3 separate regions of the Mus musculus genome follow, and regions 1 and 3 are each linked to region 2. The links are chromatin loops, found by intact Hi-C in ENCODE. Cell type or tissue: left cerebral cortex. All regions are shown on one strand. Links, peaks and the distances in the headings refer to the core of each region. The heading gives the core; the rest is flanking DNA.

Evidence for each region. Peaks named below come from ENCODE experiments on the same cell type or tissue, not always from the same donor. Only the 100,000 strongest peaks of a DNase experiment are listed, where the experiment ranks them.
Region 1: it touches region 2 in a loop (4-fold over the local background); 3 of 42 quality-filtered maps call a loop at or near these places.
Region 3: a loop joins it to region 2, with 5 times the contacts of the local background. A loop is called at or near these places in 9 of 42 quality-filtered maps.

The regions. Positions count from the first base shown.
Region 1 is chr12:50,944,540-50,951,973 of GRCm38, forward strand. No RefSeq gene overlaps it. Among named protein-coding and RNA genes, the nearest start is that of Gm34581, 32 kb to the right of the region's middle. In left cerebral cortex, for the core only: a CTCF peak has its summit at 3,629 (motif pointing left); a DNase peak (open chromatin) is centred at 2,658; H3K27ac peaks cover 966 bases.
Region 2 is chr12:51,272,015-51,279,448 of GRCm38, forward strand. No RefSeq gene overlaps it. Among named protein-coding and RNA genes, the nearest start is that of G2e3, 72 kb to the right of the region's middle. In left cerebral cortex, for the core only: a CTCF peak has its summit at 4,383 (motif pointing left); DNase peaks (open chromatin) are centred at 3,891, 4,358 and 5,128; H3K4me3 peaks cover 1,015 bases; H3K27ac peaks cover 682 bases.
Region 3 is chr12:49,368,669-49,376,102 of GRCm38, forward strand. It overlaps Gm34304 (predicted gene, 34304), which reads right to left. Exons shown (of 2, transcript NR_168648.1): 2 at 61-915. Among named protein-coding and RNA genes, the nearest start is that of Gm34304, 9.4 kb to the right of the region's middle. In left cerebral cortex, for the core only: a CTCF peak has its summit at 3,675 (motif pointing right); no DNase peak of the experiment used is centred there; H3K4me3 peaks cover 658 bases; H3K27ac peaks cover 1,684 bases.

The DNA of each region.
Region 1 (7,434 bases), core at 777-5,776, 330 kb before region 2:
CCTACACTATCCCTTTTCTCTTCAGACCTTCTAAAACCCTGGACCCACTGACCCTTTCACCGTATTGATTCTCTTTCTTTACCTATATGTATGACTCCTATTGTAAGAATATTAGTACTTCACTTAAACCTTTCGACACCCCTCCTTCCAGTAAATTTCTTTTTCCCTGTTTTATCCCAATGCAGTAAATTCACCAAGCCCATATGCTATTGTCTAAATGTGCAGATTAGAGCCAGTCTTTCTACTAGAGCCCAGGAACTGTGTGCCAGGGCTGGGTAGTGCTTCTTTGCCTGACTTCTGAAGGCTCTGACACTAGAAGTTCTCTAAGATCCAACCGTTCTGGCAGTCCGTGTCTCCAGTCATTCACCACTTAGCCTGTAAGGAACTTCACTCTGGTAAATCCTCTTTACCCTCCTGGAAATCATCACTTCGCCATGGCTCTTAACTGAATTTCTTACCACTTGTTTGTTTCTATTTGTCAAATGCTCCATTGTTTTCCATCCTTCGTGTTTTGCTTTTTTAACATGAACTTCATCTGCATTTGATTTTTATATGTTTAACTTTATAAATACTTTTACCTACCCATCCTTTGGACTATCCAGGCTTTGTGATGGTGGTGATTTTGACAGCAATGGCATGAGTGGTTCACAGGTTACCCCTTCTTCAACAACAAAGCCAAATCATCCATGTCTCCAGTGTTTTTCTAACCATTTTCCAACCCCATGACACATTCAGCAAAATGGTTGTTGGTTGTAGCCATATATGTTAGGGTAACAAACCCTGTGTTCGTGATTCTCACCTCTGAACTTCGCCCATGCCAGATCTGTCCATGGCTATCAGAAGCACCAGGACACTGAGATTTCAATGATGCTGAGCTACATGGACTCATTAGGTTTATATGTATATAACCCTCCTCCAATCTTTTTCTACATATTCAGCCAGTAGAAAATATGTTTAAGTCCTGATTGCTTTATACCAGGATTGTAAAGTTCCTTTGGCTTCTAATTCAACTCTTATACCCATTCATATATAAAAAAAAAAAAAGAAACATGGCTAGTCTTTCAGACACTTTGCTCTTATGCAACTCACCTATAAAAACCCACAAGCACATCTATTGATTCTCTCTATCTTGTTTATATCATTTCTACGTGTGTGTGCTTATAGATTCTATACTAGACCCTACTCCAACTCCATCTGAGCTCTCCTACTTGTTCTCTGACATGTCCCATGTTTTAGTCCACTCCATCTTTCTGGCATTTCTTGTAAAGGAATATTTTGCACAGAGCATTTCTTGCCCTCTGAATTCTCATTCATACTTTCTAAAAACTAAGCCTTACTAACCTCTTAAAATGCACATAGAGAAACTACAGACAAGACTCAGCTGATCAGAGACTACAGACAAGACTACAGACATCAAGACTACAGACATCAGAGACTACAGACAAGACTCAGCTGATCAGGTGCTTTCTATGAAAGCATGAGGGCCTGAGTTCAGATTCCTACACCCACATAAAAAGCCAGGTACTATGGCAAAGTGGCAGAGTCTAAATGTCACGACACAGATGCCACTTTGAGGTGAGCTGCTGAGGGTGACACAAAAGCTCTCAGGAGAGTTCTATGGGGGCAGCACCTGGTACATTCACATGTCTTACGCTGTTGATGAATCATAGGCAGTAGATGGTGATCTCAATGAAGACGTCATTAGATACATAAGTAACTGATGCCTCTGACAAGATCTTCTGCCCACACTAAATAAAATAGATGGATATTTAGCCTACTAAATAATAACTTGAGTTGCCTGATCCTGCTGTATCTAACATGGACCAAATTTCACTGTGAGTATTCCTGGCCTCCAAATTTGGAAGCAATGATAAAGAACATGGCTAAGAGATCTCCGATATGTGACCTTATTTGCTCAGGACTCTGTTATGTATCTCATCTAAGGAAAGTTCCTATTATCCAACTTTCTCATTTTTTTCAGGGTGTAGTATTCTACACCATGTATCTCAAGTGGGAGTCTGGGTCCTGTCCATGTTCAGTGTTAATTAATGTTTGGCCCTCAAATTTAAAATCAGTAATTGCACTCTGAAAAGATAGATCACAGACACACAGAAATGGGGGAAATGCAGGTGGCTATGGAGGGAATTTTGTATATCAAAAGAATCACTGTTCATTGCTAACATACTACCTGTCTTTCCACATCACCCTAACTAGGATATTACCTGTAAGAGCCAGAGCCATACTTCACCAGTATTACCTTAGAATTTGGTATTGTACTGTCCATAGAGATCTGGTGAAAGATTATTGAGCAGATAACAAATTTTCAGTACGAAAATTAGGTCTTAGAACTACATGTACTCAAAAAATGGAACGATTTGGTCCATTCCAAAACAGCTTTGTGATTTGCTATGTTTTTCTCTGGCCTTTTACTGCTCAGAATTCATGCCAAGGAAGAAATGCTAAAGCTCCCATCTCTTAAATATGTAGATTCCTGACATTTGGTTGCTTCATGGATTTTGCATTGCATAATGACAAGTGTTTAATTTTATAAACTGCTCCTGTAATAGATCATTTTCAAGGAGAGGCTTAATCTGGAAATGCAGTGCAAAGTGCCATTGCTGAATTAGACAAATGTCTTCCCTGAGCCAGAGATCCTTTCTGTAGTAAATGTTTTCAAGCATTGACGGCTTGGAAGCCATGGAAATATTCTCAACACCCAGCTGGCTGGCTGAGTCAGAAATGAGATGTCCCATGGTTGCTTGGTCTGCCAAGCTGGTATATAACAACCCTCAGGAAATCTCAGAGTGAGAGAAACACAAACAATTGATTTGTTTTCTGAGGTCCAAGTGGCCATACTCGGTCTAATTGCTAATTCACTTTCATCACCACAGAAAGAAAGAAAGAAAGAAAGAAAGAAAGAAAGAAAGAAAGAAAGAAAGAAAGAAAGAAAGAAAGAAGGAAAGAAGGAAGGAAGGAAGGAAGGAAGGAAGGAAGGAAGGAAGGAAGGAAGGAAGGAAGGAAGAAATCAATCTCAAGCAGAGAGATAAGGATCAGAGGAATGATTTATGGGCTCTCAAAAGGGTGCTGGTGCCTTCCTGACATCAGACCGTGAGTAACTCCTAGATAGCTCATGTTCGGCTGACCCTCCCTTGGTTTCTTTACCACAGAGCATGTCTATGAGTTTTATCTATTTAACAGAATTCTGATCCAGAAAAAAACATAGAATTGATCTTCAAAATAAAATGTCTAAAATATGCATAGATGTTAAAAATAGGATTGGCTTCATAAATTATATGCAAAAGGTTGTTCATTACAGAGGTTACAATCAAGATTGTCCATATTGTAAATATACTATATAAGTTCAACAGAAACAATGAAAAAATATGGTACATATTTAGTATGACTTTTTAACCCAAAGAGTCACTCACAGCCCCCCTGCCCCCCTAGGAAAGCAGTCAGTCAAGAAAGTAACATACAGCAAGCCGAACTGTGGACAATTCTCATGGGGAGCTGGGGCTAGAGAGAGTCAGCTCAGTCCTTGAGAGCACTTGTTGCTCTTGCAGAAGACCCTAGTTGGGTTCCCAGCAGCGAACTGCCTGTAACTCCCGCTCCAAAGGATCTAGCACCCTCTTCTGGCCTCCTTTGGCACTACACTAACATGCATACATGTGCATGCACATATATACACAATCAAAAAAAAATACATCTTAAAAAAAAATAAATTGGGACCAGAGATAAAAATCTATGAGCACAGCTCCCATGTTTTGGGCACTAGTCTACATTTGCTTTAACGGTAACCTCATCTAACTATATGGATATTATAATCATCATTATTATCTGTATATCATCAATAGCAAGAGTAATTTTACACAGGCTAAGAAACTTGGTCAGGGCTACAGAATGAGGATCTGAAAAGCTGGGATTCAAACTTAAAAAGTCAGATGCCAAAATGATGCTCTCAGGTCTTATAACACTCAGGATGCTGATGAACCAATGCTAGCAACTTGTCACACCTAAATTTCAGTTAATCTAGATGTCTAAAGTCACTCTGCATATGAAATAAGTTTATTTAATATATTATATTAAGCGAGCCTCTGCTTCCTTGGTAGATTGATCAACACATTCTTCTTAGGTTGTAAATTACATTTACAATAAATCTATTTCATATATATGTATATATATATGTGTGTGTGTGTGTGTGTGTGTATGTATATATATGTATATATATGTGTGTGTGTGTATATATATATATATATATATATTCCATTTGTATGTATATCACTAGCTTTCAGCCCTCATTTTTCCATCTCTGCTTAATAATCTGTCCTTACTAGCCTAATGCTTTGCCCACTACTGATAACAGCCATATGTAGAATTTTCTGGGAATATATTAGACTCGTACTTTTAGATGTCTCTCACTGGACCAGCACCGATCTTCTTCACGACATCACCCACTTTCGAGATCCATTCTCCCTCTGTATTGATTATCCCCTAGCTTATTACCCATACTAGGTACTGGGAAGGTGATCTTTCTCCAACCTCTCTGAGACTGGTGCTCCTGCTGTTTCTTTTTCTCCACTTTGTCCATTTAAAGGGAAACAGCCCTTGTCTTTCCTTTCAAAGGCGTGTCCTCTGCCCGCTCCACGTGGAAGCATGCTCCATGATCTCTCTTTCCTCTTATACTTCCCATGCTTTAACCTTCTCTTTTGTCTAGGAACATCTTCAAGTTAGGGTCTGTGGCAGTCCGGGACATGCCACCTTAGTTCATGACTAACCTTGCTGAAGATCTCCTGTGCATGGATATTATACAATCTTCACATAACATTTCATTCAGTCTTCACAGAAACCTTAATAGGTCGGTGTTTTGTTTTTGTTTTTGTTTTGTTTTATTTTTTTCTGTATTACTGGCATGTTATTCTTGAGAAAATTATGCTTAAACACATTGGCTAAGGTCATATAGAAAATAACTGGGTAGTGCCAGGATTTAAACCATGTTTGATTCCAACTTCCATAATTCTTTCCACTACGTCTTACTTGTTTCTTAAAATAAAGAAACCAACCCTCTGCTGCAACCCTGCTGTGTGACGCTCTCATTTTGTCTTTCACTGCCAAACTTCAGTTAAATACTGCAAGTGTTTATTAAACATTAGTTCTGTGCAAGTGACCGAGTTGTATGCTTCCCCCTGGGGGAAGACAGAGATGAGCAGAATCAACTTGATCTGCTAGAAGCGTGCAACCTAGTGACTGCGTCAGATATGTAAATAACAATAAAACCACAGAGAGAAGTGCTAAATAATAAAGTCAATGGAATCTTCTGAGAATTCAAATGAGAAGCAAGTAACTCTGGCTGAGGGAGAGTGGAAACACAGAATTTTATAAACTCAGCTGTGCAAGTCTCCCTGAAAGCAACCAGCCAGTCCCAATTGACCTGCGACTCCACCTTCCTGATGTTTCCTTCCTACCCTCTCCCATCCCACCACGGAGTCTCAGAAGTGGTTTTCCTAACCCCAGAACTTTCCATTTCTCACCTCCTTTCTTTTGAGATACTTCATTATGTCCAGCTGAGAGCCCTCATTGCCTACTTGGATAAATACTTCCCATGGCTCTCTGCTGCCCACAAAACAAGAGCACACTTTTTAATTTCATTCTAAATGATTGCAGCCCTACTTTACAGGGTTGTTATAAAGATCCAATGTGATAATATATGGATTAAAAGATGGGAAAGCCATAGTCATGCTACAGCTAAGCTGTTGTTAACATTATTATATATTCAACACTTGGTCAGTGTCTGTTTCCTGAACTGCTTATAAGTGCCATTTAGACCACCTTGTTCGTTTCTTTGTCTTAAACTTCGTTTTACACGTGTCTCGAAACTACCCATAAGAGCCAGAGTCTTGAGAAACCATTCTCCAGTGATCCCGTGGACATATTTAGGCTTCCCAGGTCATGCCTGTTACATTACTTCTCCATATTTCAGTGCACATGGCACAGAAAGTTATGTACACGTGATCGTGTATATCATACCATTACTGATTGCCTATAAACTATTTAAAGGCTAGACCTAATCTATCTATCATGGTATGATTGATGTGCCTATCACAGAATTCAGTGTATACACTCTAATATTGTCTCATGGAAGACAAAATTAGGATGTTATGCTGCTCTGTGGTAGAATACTTTCAATAAGAAACCAAGGGAGGAATTTCCCATCCATTCCTTACTGGGATTTAATTCAGATGATACACATCTATATAAAATAGCCCCATTGTGACAATCATTGCAGAAGAAGAAAACCCCGAATCAACCAATCCCATCTTGTGACTGCTCTTCCATGATTTTTCCAGTACCATGAGCTGCGTGGAAAGCCTAAATGGCAATCATTTGCTTTGCCATCCTTTTCTCAGAAATTCAGAATTCATAAATGGAAGCGATTTTGAAAATCAAAACGAGTTGCATAATGTCTCAGCAAAAAAAGTCATTCTCTCTCTCTCTTTCTCTCTTTCCCTCCCTTCCTCCTTCCCTCCCTCTCTCTCTCCTCTGTGTGTGTGTGTATGTGTGTGTGTGTGTGTGTGTGTGTGTGTGTGTGTGTGTGTGTGTGTGTGCTGTATACATGTGTTCATGGGTGTAGATGCATGCGTGTACATGTGTGTGAATGAGCACATGTGTCCCTGACTCTCTCCTTCTGTATTGTTTATCTCAAGTAACTAGGGGTCTAGTTTAAATGTAATCTTGTAGTAAACATCAGGTGATACTGCTAGGAAAAATTTTGTACTCAAAGAGATCCAGGACTATGGTCAAAGCGAAAGTTTGTGGCTTTTGTTGTTGTTGTTTTGTTTAGTTTTTAGTTTTTGTTTTGTTTTGTTTTGTTTTCGATCTAGTGTAGTCCAGAGAGCTCAGTTCAGTCAGCCTTTCTAAACTGGCTATGACTCAAAGTCCAGGCAGTAAACTAGAGGATATCTGAGCTCCAACTCATGTGAACGGTGGGCAATGCCAAACGTCTAGAGTCAGCTCTCGGGTGTGCAGATAGTAGGATGACCGTTAGTCTTTCACTAGGACAGAGCATCATCTGGTGCTGCTTCATGGCCATCTCTACTGCTCTGTTTGGAAACAGATGTCTCCTCCCTGGCTTCACTTGAAATTCACAGCAGGGCTGAGAAGGAGTGAGGTCCTCTGTCAGAGCCAGACTTGGCACATTGACACATTTCTTCCCGGTGCTGACCCCGGTGCCTCTACTCTTTGAGTAACCACACATATCTAGTAGCTCACACGTATCTGTGAATGTGTTATCTTCTACATCTGCAGAAGCTGCTTACAGGGACGGGGTGTTGGGAAAGTCTCTCTTTTTTTTTTTCTGTCCATGTGTTTTAAAGCAAAATTATATTTAAAAGATTCATAAAACATCACACTTGGGAACAGGGTCAGCATAAGAAAACA
Region 2 (7,434 bases), core at 1,340-6,339:
TAGCTGGAGAGGGATTGTTAATTGTTACCTGCTAGAAGAGGAAGAGTCAGTGTTCTCTAAAAGCATTAACTTTCAGAAATTAACCATGATCTGCTGAAGGCTGATGGGGTGATATAATTAAAAGGGCACAAAGTTTCATGGATAAGGGAAGTGGGGTGGACCTTAGAAGACTTGGAGAGAGGGTGAAAATTATCAAAGTATGTTGTATAAAATTCTCAATGAAGTAATTAAAATATCTTTAAAGACAAAAAAAAATTCCTCCACCCCTGATATCTCATCTCTTTGGACTCATGAGAAAATGACTGGTTCTTCTCTTACCATGTGACACTATTCCTAGGATAACGTAAATAGATGTCTGCTTATCCTCGACAGGGGATTGGCAGCAAATGCTACTAACTCGTTCAACTTGAAAACCAATGTTGGAGCTGGGCGTGGTGGCACACGCCTTTAATCCCAGCACCCAGGAGGCAGAAGCAGGCAGATTTCTGAGTTCGAGGCCAGCCTGGTCTACAAAGTGAGTTCCAGGACAGCCAGGGCTACACAGAGAAACCCTGTCTCAAAAAAAAAAAAAAGAAAGGAAGGAAGGAAGGAAGGAAGGAAGGAAGGAAGAAAACCAGTGTTGGGTTTACTTATAGAAGTATGGGTGAGGGGTTACTTGAGGGACAGAAATTACTAAAAGGGAGCTCCATCACAAAAGCCTATATAGGCATGGATGACAACTCACGTAAGCTGTAACCCTGGAAGTCATTGTACACCGTGAGTTTCTGGAACACCCTGAAGGTAGCACAACAGGTTAGAGGATGCCTCTTCTAGACAAGCACCTCAGCTTGTCTGATCATCTCTCAGCAGTGCTTACTGCTTCTACATACTTGGGGAGGGAAGGGCCTAGTGAATCTGGTCAGTTTCAGGCACTTCCTAATGCTTTGCAGTTGTCTACTCCCTAAGCTTAAAGAGTTTCCCTACAGGATGGAGTGTTTTACTTCCCTTGAGAGCATCCTGTCTATCTATGTAACAGATTCCTAGCAAGATAGAAGGTTGTCTCTTGATTTAAAAGAAGTTGCTATGCCAATGTCCTCCAGAACCCAGGGAGTGTAAAATCACTTCCACCTTGCCACACTTCAACAAAAATCTGTCAAGTTATTCAGAATCTCCCCTGCCATTGGTGTCTCCTCTGGATAATTTTCCCTCCACTAACCCCACCCCCCTCCCTTGGCTATAAATCTCCATTTCTCCATGCTGTATTGGGAATGGAGCCCATGTCTATTCTGAAGTCTCTTCTCACTGCAATATTTCCTGCATATAATATCAATCTGTTTTTACCACATTACTGTCCAGCTCCAGGCTTTTCTTTAATTGTATGTAATTTTGTGATAATAAATTGATAGCGAAAAGAAATAAACATTTGCTTCAACCTGGAAAGTTTTTATTTAAAGTGCTTACATATATTGAAAAATCAGACTGGTGTCTTTAAAGCTCCAAGTTCTCTGTTTATCTGTAAAATGTGTGTATGATCGCCACCAAAAAATTCTACGCTTCCTTTAGATGTGAACCTCTGTCTGCTGCTCTTAAAAGTGAGACAAGGGTTCAGATTCCAGGTCCATTCCGTTCTTGGCTCTGCTGCTCAGACTGCCAATTAGAGCATTTTGCAATAGAGACATCTGTCCACTGGACTGAGACCAGCTCATTTCACCAAGCAGTTGTCAAAAGATACTGACTTTCTGTCGCAACCTGCCTTGGATTCTAGCTCGTGCCCTCTGAGGTTATAGGGCTTCCTCTTCTATCACTAAATCCTTCAAATGGCCAGAAGTTAGGCAAACTCATTTTCAAAACTAACTAATTACAAAATCAAAAAGTCATCCTGTGTCCTTTGGTTTATGGAACTTTTGCTGGTGCTTACATTTATCGTTTACCAAAAAAAAAAAAAAAAAAAAAAAAATCACTTAAGCCCACTTTTATTCTTCGAATCTGTGAGAATTTGAATTGTCTTAAGAGAAATGTATGTATGTAGTAAACGTGGCTTGAATGGATTTCCCTTGAGCTACTGTTATCTGTTAGGCTGGGAGCTAATGATGCCAGCTTCAATTTCCTGAAGGTATCTGCTGAGTACCTGAGAAATGTTCTCTATGCAATATAACTAACTTGTCTTTTCAAGGTAAGAAGTTCTATAAAGAGAAAGGTAACATTTGAAGTTACATTAGTCTGAATGTAGTTTAGATTTTCAGCTACATAGAGTTGCTTTGAAAGATGAAAATAGCTTTATTGTTACATTTTTTGTAGTGGGTGTGTGAGGTGATTAGCTTCCAGGTAAAGATTATGTAACTGTATTGATCGGGGCACCGGGGTCTCGCACTCTTAATGAATCATGCCAACTGGCAAGAAGAGCTATAAAAGTCCACCTGCTTCTCGTCTCTCTCCTGAGCTTACATTTATAAAGGAGAGAAGCCTTGCTCGCAAGTTAGGAGAGACAATGGTGAGAGAGGCTTCAATGCTTCCAGATCATGGGTATAAACAAAACAAGGTGCTGTGTCTGTCCCTTGTGGTATAATTTTAAAATTAATTAGGTGATGATAAAACTATTCAGCTGAAATGATGGCAGAGCCATGAGACACACAACACAAGCGTCTGTCAGAGAAACCTGCCGTTCAGACAAAGCTCCAAACTTTATCAAGCTGAGTGCAGACAGCAGCTAACCACACTCCAGGTTCCGCTTGCCCCTATTTTACCTTTCTAGGATGCAGGTAGGTGTTTAATAAATCCCACTACTCCTTTGGACAGGAGGAAACAAAACAAAATATAAAGGTCTTCTCCTCATTCCGTATACCTGGGCAATTAAAATTTCTTCTTTCACAGCCAATGGCCCCTGTAGCTGAAGCCTGTTAAAAGTACAAAATTTTTAAGATGTGGGGAATATTTGTGCCAGGGACAATGCTTGACCAAACATAATTAGCCGAATTTAGATAAACTCTCAACCTGGCTTTCTTTAACTTGAATAGAAAAACATCACACACTTCATTGAACATGAATGGATTTGAAAATGAACATTTGGATTATCTGTAAGAATATCTTCCCAGAATAATAGGCCCAAGATTTTTCGATATGCAGCCTAGAGTTCTTTGTTGACCCAAAGAATGCATCGGCCTTCTGTTTTCTCTGTCTACTCCTATTTGCTGATTTTTGTTAATATTTATAATAACAGAAATAGTAGGTGAGGGAAAGCAAGAGAATAACAGATCCATTGAAGTCTTTACTCTTTGTTTTTTTTCCAGTGCTTCTCATGAATTTTCTTGGGGATAATTAGAGATAAATGGTATGGTATTATGTTTGCTCAGATAGCAATACAAAAATGCCTATTTCCGTCATTTTCAGTAATAGACTTTCAAGCTATATTTTCCTCAAACTTGATCCTCATTATTCCAGTAATATTTAAGCTATTAATTTCTCCAGAGAGTGCTTTTTGAAAATGGTAAATTATAAGACAAATCCTAAAATTACATTTTCTTTAATTTACAGTATTGTTCAAGCTGTACCGTTAGCATAAATGAATAGTCTGAGCTGCAGTCTGCAATAAAGCCTTGAGCATTAAACAGTTGGCTTGGAGACAGAAACATTAAGAATATGATTGAATTTTTTTTTTACAGAAGATGAAATAACAGCGTGCGCAAAGGCTCATTTATGATAATTCTAACATTTCTGCTACAGTTATAGAAACGTAACAACATTTACCAAAGAGAAAGGAAGAAAAGAAAGAAAGCGAGAGAGGTGAAGGGCTTTACTTTCTAACCGACTGCAACGATATCCACTTTGCCCTTCGTGAAGCGATATTCGCAGTTACATGTGTTCTCCTTCTTTTGAGTTTCAAGTTTACCCTTTGGAAAAAAAATACAAAAGCAGGGCTTTTCAAAACAGAAGTCAGTGAAAGCAAATGTGTTGGTACTTGATGTTTAAAGCGCAGGCATGGTATAAACATGTAGGGGTGGAAATGGAGTCAGTCAAGCTGCTTGCGACTGGGGAAGACAATGGACTCTATAAGGGGCTATAAAACATCAGCATGCTGACTTATTTCATCACGAAGAGATGCTAATTATGCTAATGTACAATATAGAAGTTTGCCCTGAGTTTAAGGGTATATTTATGTCATTTATTTATTATGCTTCATTACACACTAGTTATAGCCGCTTTCCTTTTGGTTTACCTTTTCCAAGGATGGGAATTTTGAAATAAATATAGGGACTACCTTTCTATACGACTCTGAAGACCACTCTCCTTGAAGACATGGACAATCTGGTTGGTGCATTGCTAACAATAACCAGGGCTAGGCAAGAAAAGGAAACGCTTTAAATTCTCCCAGACTAAAATCACTACCGCCATCTAGTGGTAACTGACTGTGAGTCTCCCAAATTCCAGAACACATCAACAATTTTTTTTTAATGCCATTTTGTTTTTTAAATTCGTGCTTATGTCAGAGAGTTGCGCTTTATAGGGAATTTGGCGAATTGTTGTTAGTTTTCTGGAAGACGACACTACAGTCTGAAGAAACGTGGTGTCGTGAGCTGCAGAGTTTCATTCCTAAAGCCAATGGCATTAAAATGACAGGGCTGCCATGTAGGTAGGGCGACTTGACACCCGTGGGCAGAACACTTACTAATCACCACTGAGTGATAAAAGCCCTTCCAGGGTTCAGGACAGTGCCTGGAAAACAGCCCGCTGGCATGAGAGCAGGTGGGGGTAACCACAGCATCAGAAACTAAGGTGTTTTTAAAGACTTCCATGAGCAGGAGATCGGCCTTTTGCCCGGAGGGAAAGAATGTTAACAGGGGAATCTCACCAAGAAGAATCCCAATGGACAGGCCATGTTAAATTCACCCCAGTTTACTGCAATGAGATTATATGTCCCTTTTTGTCTCATCGCAACTGTCCGCTTCTCGGTTAACCGACATGTAAAAATTCAGTTTTGCCTGTTTCGATGCAGAATCTTGATCTTCTTGCCTCTACCTCCCAAGTCCCAGGATTCCAGGCATTCACTGCCATGGCTGGCTTTGGAGAGATGGTGTGCCGTTCAGGGTGTGAGGCTGTCACTGTCAAGGGGAGGAAAGATGTTAATACATGCTCTCCCTTACAGCATATGCAACACACACACAACTCAGATGAAAATTTTCTTCAGTGAGCGTGGGCTGGGGAGGACTTCAAAAGACAGACAAAACTTAAATCGTCTTGAAAGAGAGAAAATGAATGATACAACCAGAGAAGACCAAGAAAGGTGTGCCCGGCAGTGAAAGTCAGAAGCCTGGAAGACAAGGTGTAGCCCTGCATGTTTGGAGGATCACAGACAACTTCGTCCCTGCAAAAGTTTCTCTTATACACATGTGGCCAAGAAGGTGGGGGAGAGTGGGAATGTGTGGAAATGGATATAGGGGTAGCTATTAGGATGGTCTTACATGCCAAGATTAAAAAAAATGCTTCACTATATCCGTGGTCTATGCACAGCTTACCATGGCATTATTGTGTCCAAGAAACACAGGACATTGTGCTCTGACATAAGCACACATCACTATTGTCTTTAGACTTGGGGGGGCGGGGATTGTCACTGTTCTCTTAGCAGGTGGAGAATAAAGGGGTTGAGGGACACAATGGCATGCGGAGCCTTGGAAAGGCCCCTCTGTCACTGATGTAAAGGACAGTGGGATAGGAGCAGAGTATATTCCTTGTTGGCTGGGATATTTTCCTTGTACAACTAACACACATAAGTCTGCCATCCTGGTCACCTGTGCTTTGTTCTTCCTCCCCTCCCCCTCCCTCCTCTCCCCTCCCCTTCCTTCTCCTTCTCTCTCCTTCCCGCTTCTCCCTGAGTACTGAGTACTTAGTACTTCCCTGTGAAGTGTTTTAAGATTATTATTAATTCTATAATGATTGTTAATCCATATATGCAATCTCTTAACAAATTATTTATGATTATGCCTGAACTGGTTAGTTAAGGTTTTGATGCTGTTGTTGCTGCTGCTGTTATTGTTGCTGTTGTTGTTTCTCTATTTTTGATTTGTTTTTTTTTTGTATGCAATCTCTTAACAAATTATAGTTTGTTATCTCTAATTTGTTATGCATTCACTGCCATTGCATATATGCAATCTCTTAACAAATTTATCTATAATTATGCCTGTGTGGTATTATTGTTGTGCTAGGGTTCAGGGATGGCTGAAGGAAGACCCCGAACTCAAATAGTATGCAAGAAGAAAGAACATTTATTCTGCAGAAACAACAAGTATGCAGGGGCCACCACTGCATCAAGATGGTGACTCCAGACAAAGGCGCTCAGGCCTTCTTATAGGGAGATAGGGGATCTCTCTAGAAGGATTAAGTAATCTCTAATGTGATTGGTGGGAGCTAAAGCCCTGACATTCAGTACAATTTTGATTGGCTACTATGTTAGAGTTAGGTAATCTAAAACTTCATTGGTGGGTGTCAGGATGCCCCATGGACTGCATTCCTGCATCATAAATGATTAACCACCAGATGGGCTGCCCTGCACAGATGGTCTATCCTGAGATAAGATAACTCCCATTTATGTGGCTATCTTCAGGCTGTTCCTCAGGTAGGGGATTTTATACTCTTGTTCCTGGACTTCCGGGTCTGCTGCTGGAGTGGATGACCTATATGGCCTAGCTTCTGGAGCTAGTATCTTAAGGCTTTTTTCTTTTTTAATCAGGCCTGGTCCTTAAATGGAGACAAATGGGATTTATGTTGCCCTTTCTGTTGTTGTTGTTGTTGTTTTGCTACTGCTGCTGTTTGGTCTATTTTGGTTTTGTTTTGTATTTTTAATCAGTTTCACACAAACTCAGGTTACCTGGGAAGAGGGAACCTTTGTTAAAAAATTCCTCCATCAGACTGGCCTGTAGGAGTCTACCCCAACATAGATAGACTGGGTAATATAAGAGGCAAAGTGAGCAAGACAAAAAGAGCAAGCCAGTTTTTTTTGTCATGTTCATAAATTAAAAACTAAAAAGCTAGAGCCTGTGAGACGTTTCAGTGGTTAAGAGCACTGGCTGCTCTTCCAGAGGACCTAAGTTCAATTCCCAGCACCCACACGGCAGCTCACAACTGTCAGATAACTAATTATTGGCCGGGCACTAATCCCAGAACTAAGGAGGCAAAGGCAAGCAGATCTCTATGAATTCAAGGCCAGCCTGGTCAACGGAGCGAGTTCCAGAGCAACATAGAGAAACTCTGTCTCCAAAAACAGAACAAGCAGGCGGGGGCAGGTAGGGGGGAGGTTAAAAAAAAAAAACAGGAGAAAAAAAAACCCAGGAAACTATATATGAAGATAAAAAGACAGATAAATCTACTTATGACTCATGACAACTCTTTTCAAATTTGTTTGACCAAGAACTCTCTTACCATAAAATCCATGTTAATTACACCACAGAGCCATGTTCTTGGGCA
Region 3 (7,434 bases), core at 789-5,788, 1.9 Mb before region 2:
CTGACATACAGCATATGCCCAATATAAATTTGTCAAAACAAAGAGAACACTTACACACTATTTATGGTCCTTATATAATTCTCTGTCTCTTTATAACATTAGAGATAAAATACTTAACATCACTTATGACTAATTACAGAAATATCTCCTAGGTATTACACCAGCTGAAATGCATCTTGATTTGATAATTAAGCAGCCCTTCCAAATACTCTGGCACACACACATACTTGAAAGAAGAAAAGGCCAAATACTTTTCTTCATGTATCACATGCAACTGGGTAGAAAATGAGGAAATAGAGAATAATAGGTGGACACCTTAAAAACCTCTGAGTTCCATTTTTTTCTCTGTAATAAAAATCATCTGTAATGTGGTTAATAATTTTTCTACATCTCCTTTAGAGTCAAACAATGCTGGGGGTTAGCATGAATGCAGAGATTTACTGCATTGATGACTCACTACCAGTTGAGGGCAGCAGAAAGCCATTTGGGAGAAAATGAGTCTAAGATGTCACAACTCTGCCATTGCATGAAGTTAAAGACTCAGCTTTTTGTAAGATCTGAATTTGTAGAAATTAGTCTACAGGTGTGCTAGCAAGAACAGACTAGCCAAATACATTAGTGAAGGACATTAAGTATCCACAGAGACAGACAAGACACAACGCTGGGAAACGGAGGGTGATCTGGACTCCATTCAGCTTAGTTCCCAGAATGAACTGATTCAGTCCTCTTTCTCCAGAGCTGCTGATTTGAATGGCATCTTATATTCTTTTCATCTCCAAAGTTTTGCCTCCCAGGATGACTACCAAAGATGTTGGGTGGACAATCTTTCTTCGGCAGTGATGCCTCTGGTGGAGACAGCATTAAATCATTAACATACAGACTGTGCTGTTTGTATTTCTGTGTTAGGAACACACACTGAAACAGTGAAAAAGAAAGAAGCCATGAAATTTTTATTAGATATTTTCTTTATTTACATTTCAAATGTTATCCCCTTTCGTGGTTTCCCCTCTGAAGACCCCCTATCCCATCCCCCTCCCCTGCTTACCAACCCACCCACTCCTGCTTCCCTGTCCTGACATTGCCCTACTCTGGGACATCAAGCCTTTTCAGGATCAAGGAAGCTATGAATTTTTAAGAAATCAAGGTTTCGGGGTGTAGAAAGGAGGATGGGGAAATGACATGATTATATTATAATCTCAAAAACATTTTAAAAAATGAATATAAAGAGAAAATCATAGCACACAGTCAGTTTATCTCATTAGGAGTCCCAACACTTTAAAAGTTGAGAGTCCTCAAGTATGTGTGGTATAATCCTACTGTGGGGCACATGAAAAAGTACTTTGTACTGTGAAATATTTCTATTTCCTGATGTACTGGCTCTGAGCCTAAGATGGGTAAGTGCAAGCAATAGCTATTGACACCAAGGCCAGGGTATAATGGCCTTTTCTGTGTCTTTCAAACTGAATGGCCTCATGTAATATGTTCATTCTCTTGGTGAATATTCTTAGAAAGTTCACAGGAGAAAACATGCCTTGGTAATCTTATATAGTCTAAGCACCTGTAAACTGAACATTCTAAATCTGAAATGCTCTTAAATCCAAACTTTATAAATGTCTAGATGCCATTTTATAGGTTTTTGGATATGAGAGAATTTGATATTTAAGGCTTTTCAGATAAGAGAACTTCAACCATCAATGTCTACATAAATATTCCAAAAAATCTGAAATACTTCATATCCCAGGAATTTGGACTAAGAGACCCTCACATTGCACAAGCACAGTGACATAGTATCTTAATTGCCATTCCAAGGTTTAGAGGAACAGAAAGATATTGAGAGAACAGAATGGCACCTGAGAACGAAACCTTTGAAAGACTCCAAATTTGCCTCAAAATGAACCCTATACCTTCTATTAACTCTTGGCAGATGGAAATTATACTCCGTGTGTGTGTGTGGTGGTGGGGGTCTATGTTTGTGTGTCTGTGTGTGTGTCTCTGTGTGTGTCTGTCTGTCTGTGTGTGTGTGTGTATGCAGCCTGCATGAGGCTGAGAATATGTACATTCTGAGTGTTGTGTGCCTTCTATAAACACTCCTTTCCTTGTTAAATCTGTGCAATAACATTCCTAGTTGTATGGAAGCTGGGAAAATCTTACTATCAGCTGCTGAAGGAATATTCTCAAAGTACCACAGAAGCCAGGAGAGATGTAGGCTGTTTGCAGCCAGACTACTTTGGATCTGGTACCTAAAATTATTAATCTTAATTTATAATTACAGTAAGGATATGAGAACATGTTAGACCTCAAATACAGCTGCCTCAGCATTATGGCTTTGTGTTCAGTCTAATCACGTCCTCACATGATTTTTCTGGATGGACAGCAAAACAGAGCGGAGTGCATGCCAATGAGTTAGTGAAAGGCTGACTGAAAAAAGTAAAAGTTTTTTGGTTTTGTTGTTTTGTTTTCTGTTAAAAACAAAAGCAAAAATGAGAAAAGAAGAATATGATGAAATACTAGGGGAAAAAGAAGAGCTTAACAATTTTTATTACTGGTGAACTGCCTGTTAGATCAATTCAGAACTGATACTGAATCTCCATGTCCCCTTCTCAGGGAAAGAGTGGTTGCAAGTAACAGTATCTTGCGATGAGAGTTCATGCTTTGCAGATTCATAGGCCTTCTGAGCTGTATGAAATCATAAAAAAAGGTTCATAAAAAAAGGTTCATCCTTTTCATTTTGTGTATAAAAAAACAAAGGTCAGGAAAAGCATCGTGGCTAGCTCAAGCTCAACCAGATGCTGACCAGCATTCCAGTTATCATATGTCAGACTATCAGTTTAGTTCCTGTGCTAGCTTGCAGGCACATTGCACAGGAAAATCAAGGGAACTATAAGCAAAAGTAAAGTGCAGTCAACAAAACTAACCCTAAAGCATGGGTCCTTGTATTCCAAGGGCCCTCAGCTGCCTTGCTGATAGGAAACTAAAAACACACTTTAGCAACTACGTGCACAAACCACACCTATACATATGGCCAGCATACAAAGTCACAGGAATGAGATGAATTCTTCTACTACCTCAGTCCAACATATTAAATGCCAAGCAAATGCTAAAGTGGTTTTATTCTGAAAATTCTTGGACTCTCTAGTCTGTCATTGCTAAGACTGCACCTGTGCCCACAAAGTCCATTTATAATCTTCTCTACAAAAAGAAAAAGTGGAGTCCGTTCAAGCATATGAATTCTGTTACTTTGAATTTCAAAACATTTTGAGCAATGGTGACATAGAGAAAGCACAGATGTGGTTATTTAAAAAAAAAAAAAAGATAGAAAATTTAGTGTGTTCCTGATACTAACTAAAGAGCAGTCTTAAGTGAGTAACCAATGCCTCAGAAGAAATACCAAAATGTCTATTTGTTTCTATTTTAATTATGTATATGTTTATAACTCTCATTATCAATTCTTGCTGATAATTTGTAAAATCAATGTAATACAGCAAAGCTACCTTGGAGGAAAACCTGACATGGAAAAACATAGTTTAATTTATCTGTGTTCATGGTGTAAAATTTGATATTATAGAGTTCTCCTGGTAAGACAATCACACTGTATTAGAAAAGCCCACTGTGCCTCAGGAATCTTAAAAACAGCCAACACTCTTACTTTCATCAATACTCATCCCTATGGTCACTAGATGGCACTGCTGCTATTTGAATGAAATTTCACTTCCAACCTTTTTTTAAAAAAAAAACATAGGGTTTGGAAATGATTTGGGGTGTCATTTCTTGGGAGTTTGTACAAACAGAAGATATTTGGCACTTTGTATATTAACAACTACAGTAATGTTTTGTTAAAGAAAAAAACACTACAAAGGTGAAGTAACTTCCTAAGAGGAAGAATGGTAATGCCAGAAGATCTTGAGTCTGCATGTCACCAACTTTTAGGTGGCAGGAACACTTCATCTGTGAATCACAAACCATCACTAAACCCACTGTATAACATTTATTACACATCTGATTTAACTTGGCTTTTTGCTGATGATCTTCTCCTAGGAAACTGGATCGATGAATCATGACTTTTTGGCCAGAATTATATGAAAGTGTATAAAGCTTTATAAGATGATCACTCTCTTGGGGGGTGGGGGGGTGCATCCCTTCTTGGCAAGGGATACCAACAAGCCCCCAAAAGTAGACCCTAAAAAGTTCTTCCAACTAAAGAAACATACCCTACACATGAGACCATGCAAAGCACAGAGCATCTCTGTGGCAATTTCTTGTGGCATTTTCTTCAGAGGACTGCACTGAAGAACACTATAGAGTCTCAGTGAGAGCCATCCTGACTTCCCCGGACAAACTTCCCGGGGGAAGGAAAGGTGGCACTGGAGAATAGATGGACTAGGATTTGCTGCTAGAGGCAACCAAGAGCTTTAGCTAGACTTAGGATAGTCCTACTCTTTAGAGAGAAGCAAAGCTGTCCAGTTTATCCCCGGGGATAACTGAAAAGCAGCAGAAAGGGGAGGGAGCATCCCACTCACTAAAAGTTGTTGTACCCCCTTTCCAGACCCCATATTAAGAAAAGAGGAGAAGTGAGGGAGTGGTGACCATGCCTTGAAAAGAAAACAAGAAAAGAAAAGAAAAAAAAGCCAACATTGCTTGGGAAAATCTCCACAGATGAGCATTTCAGTTGCATTAAGTGGTTCCCATTAGCAGCCTACCCACGTAGAGGAAGGCTAGCACGCTGTTAATATAATGCAGGAGAGGGATGATAGACCTCGGAGTGAAGAGTGGAAGAGCTAGCTTTGCATAAACCAAAAAAGGAAAAAAAATCTGAGGATTTGAGTTCTTAGGGCCTTGCGGTAGAGTGGTGGAGTGGGCTTAGAACCCTCAGGCCTTAGGCCACCGGACAGCCATCTAGTGTTTGTGATTTTTAAAATACATATTTAACTACCTTAAAATAATTTAGACATACACCAGGAAAATAGTTTAATGGTTCCTAATTGAACTGCTATTGAGTCAGAAGAAGAGGAAGAACCCTCAGAGGGCGTCCAAATCCCGCGTGGAGCATCTGAGACTAGGAGGCAGGAAAGTGGGGGGAAAGGGTCTGTCTCGGCATCACCTCCGCTCTCTTCATCTTATTCTTGGAGAAAAGTTGGTAGACATAGACTAGAAAAGAGAGAGAGAGAGAGAGGAAAAGGGAAGGAAAGGTGAGACATCTAAGAAAAAATAGGAAGAGAGGGAAGGAAGAAACCAGGGGAACCGAAGAGATAAAACTCATCGGAAGTTCGGGTACTAGCTACACTTATTTTTTAAAAAGAATTCAATCATTCTGCTCCTTTCTCGTCCTGCTAGCTTAAACATTTTTATAGGCAACTTCGGGCAGATAAAACTTTGAAGTGAGATGGGGAAGGCTGAATGTCTGGCCTGGATCACCATAGAGGCTGCGGCGGTGGCAGCAATGTCCGCTAAGGGAATGTAGCGCACATTAGGAAATTCTTCTTCCAGCCGCCCTAGCCTCCTTTAGAGTATCCCTGCCCAAAGCTTAAATTAAAGTGAGTGGGAAGGTAGGGTGGTTCTCCCCATCTCCCCATTGGATCCAAGCGATCCAACAAGACTTAAAAGCGAAAAGTCCTGCCGAGCGGAGCTCCAAATTCTCCCGCAAACCGCATGCGTTTCTTGACAATACAGGACTGTGCAAAAATCTAGATTTTTCTCTTGCGTGGGTCTGGCTCCAGGGACACAACCAAACAAAATCTGCATTATGGGTATTCCCAGTAGCCTACCTGGGTCGATAAAACTTACAGGACTAATTAGATAAAAAGCAGGGGCCCAGATTTTGTATGCCGGCGGAGCAGGGGGCGGGAACTGGTTTCTTTCTCTGCGCAAAACCAGAGGGAGCCAGACTAAGATGATTCTCTCTTAAACTGTTCCTTTAAGGGACCTGAAATCGGGCTGCTCTAAATGAACCCCAGGTAAAAGAGAATTGCCTCTCCAGCACCTTCCAAATCCTGACCCGCTTCCCCGGTGCACTCCCTGGCACTTTCCCGGGAGATCTACACTAACGGAGAAAGTCTCCGGTTTTTGTCAACCGCGCATAACAATTACTAAGAAAATATTGTGACGATGTTTCAGGGCGGAAGGGGATATGAGGGGGTGGAGTGAGGGAGTTAGTTTGGACAGCAATTTGCAAAGAATATTAACTGATTCTCCGGGTCACCGCGGGGGTAAAGGGGTTGGCATTGCATTATACAGTTGTTCCTCTAGGTGGCGGACTTTAGTACCAAACAACCGCTATGTGAAATGTTGACTTCAAATAGGATTAAGCTTCTTGGTGGTTAAAAATAATAGTAGTAATAATATAGAGGTGTGGGGCTGTTTTTCCCCTTTGGGGTATTTATTTATTGCAGGGAAAAGTCATTGATTTTCCTAAGCAAACTGTGTTTCTCCTTCGCTTGGTGGAAAATAAAAAACTGTTTGAATAAATAAGTTATTTCTGAACATTTTGTTGTCAAAGTGTTAAATGTTCCCGTCATTTTTATTCAAACACTAACATGATTACAGCCAATTATATATTCACCAGTGTTCTTTATTTTAGAGTAATTGTACTTGTCACTAATAAAACAGAGGCATAATGGATCGCTACTGTTCTGGATTCTCAAGCAATTTTGTGTAATTTGATTGAATTATACATCTTATCTGCTACTTTTTTATTTTTATATTTGGAGATCCTATTTTCTTGAAAATTGCAGTTCTATGCTTGTTTTTACTGCTTTTCCAGCAACGTACATTTCCGTAATGCTGAGAAATAGAAAGAATCTCTTTGAAATGTCGGAAATCAGTTGGTTACAACACACACACACACACACACACACACACACACACACACACACACACACACAAACACTAGTTCAGCATCGGAAAGCCCTGAAGTCAGGGGAGTCCAGCAGTGGCTCTGCTCCCCTGACAAGTTCAGTGCCAAGGAAACTCCCCATTCGCCCCAAAGGCAGTCACCTCCCTGCCTGGATGGAGTCTTTGGGGCTTTGTCTCTTTCCTGTAATGATACTGTTAGGTGTCTAGGGCTTCAAACATGCCAAGACAAGCCGACCATGGGTTCTGTTCATATGCAGTATGTATCAAGGGGGAGAAATATACACAGCACAGCTGAAAGATAAACTGTATACAACACTCCAATTACACAACCCTCAAGTGCCTTACCTGCCGGCTCATCCTCACCTCCCCACAATTACAATGACTATCTGTTTGAGCTTTGAGGGGGGCTTTGCAGGGAGCTATAGGACCAGCATCAACTTACCAACACCCCTCCCAATCACAATTTTTTAAATGGGTAGAACACACCCATCTACTCAGTGTCCATATATTGGAACAAATCGAGGAATGAACCTGACAGCAGACAGGCAGGGCTATGATCCTATAGGGATATCTCCGGAACTGAAG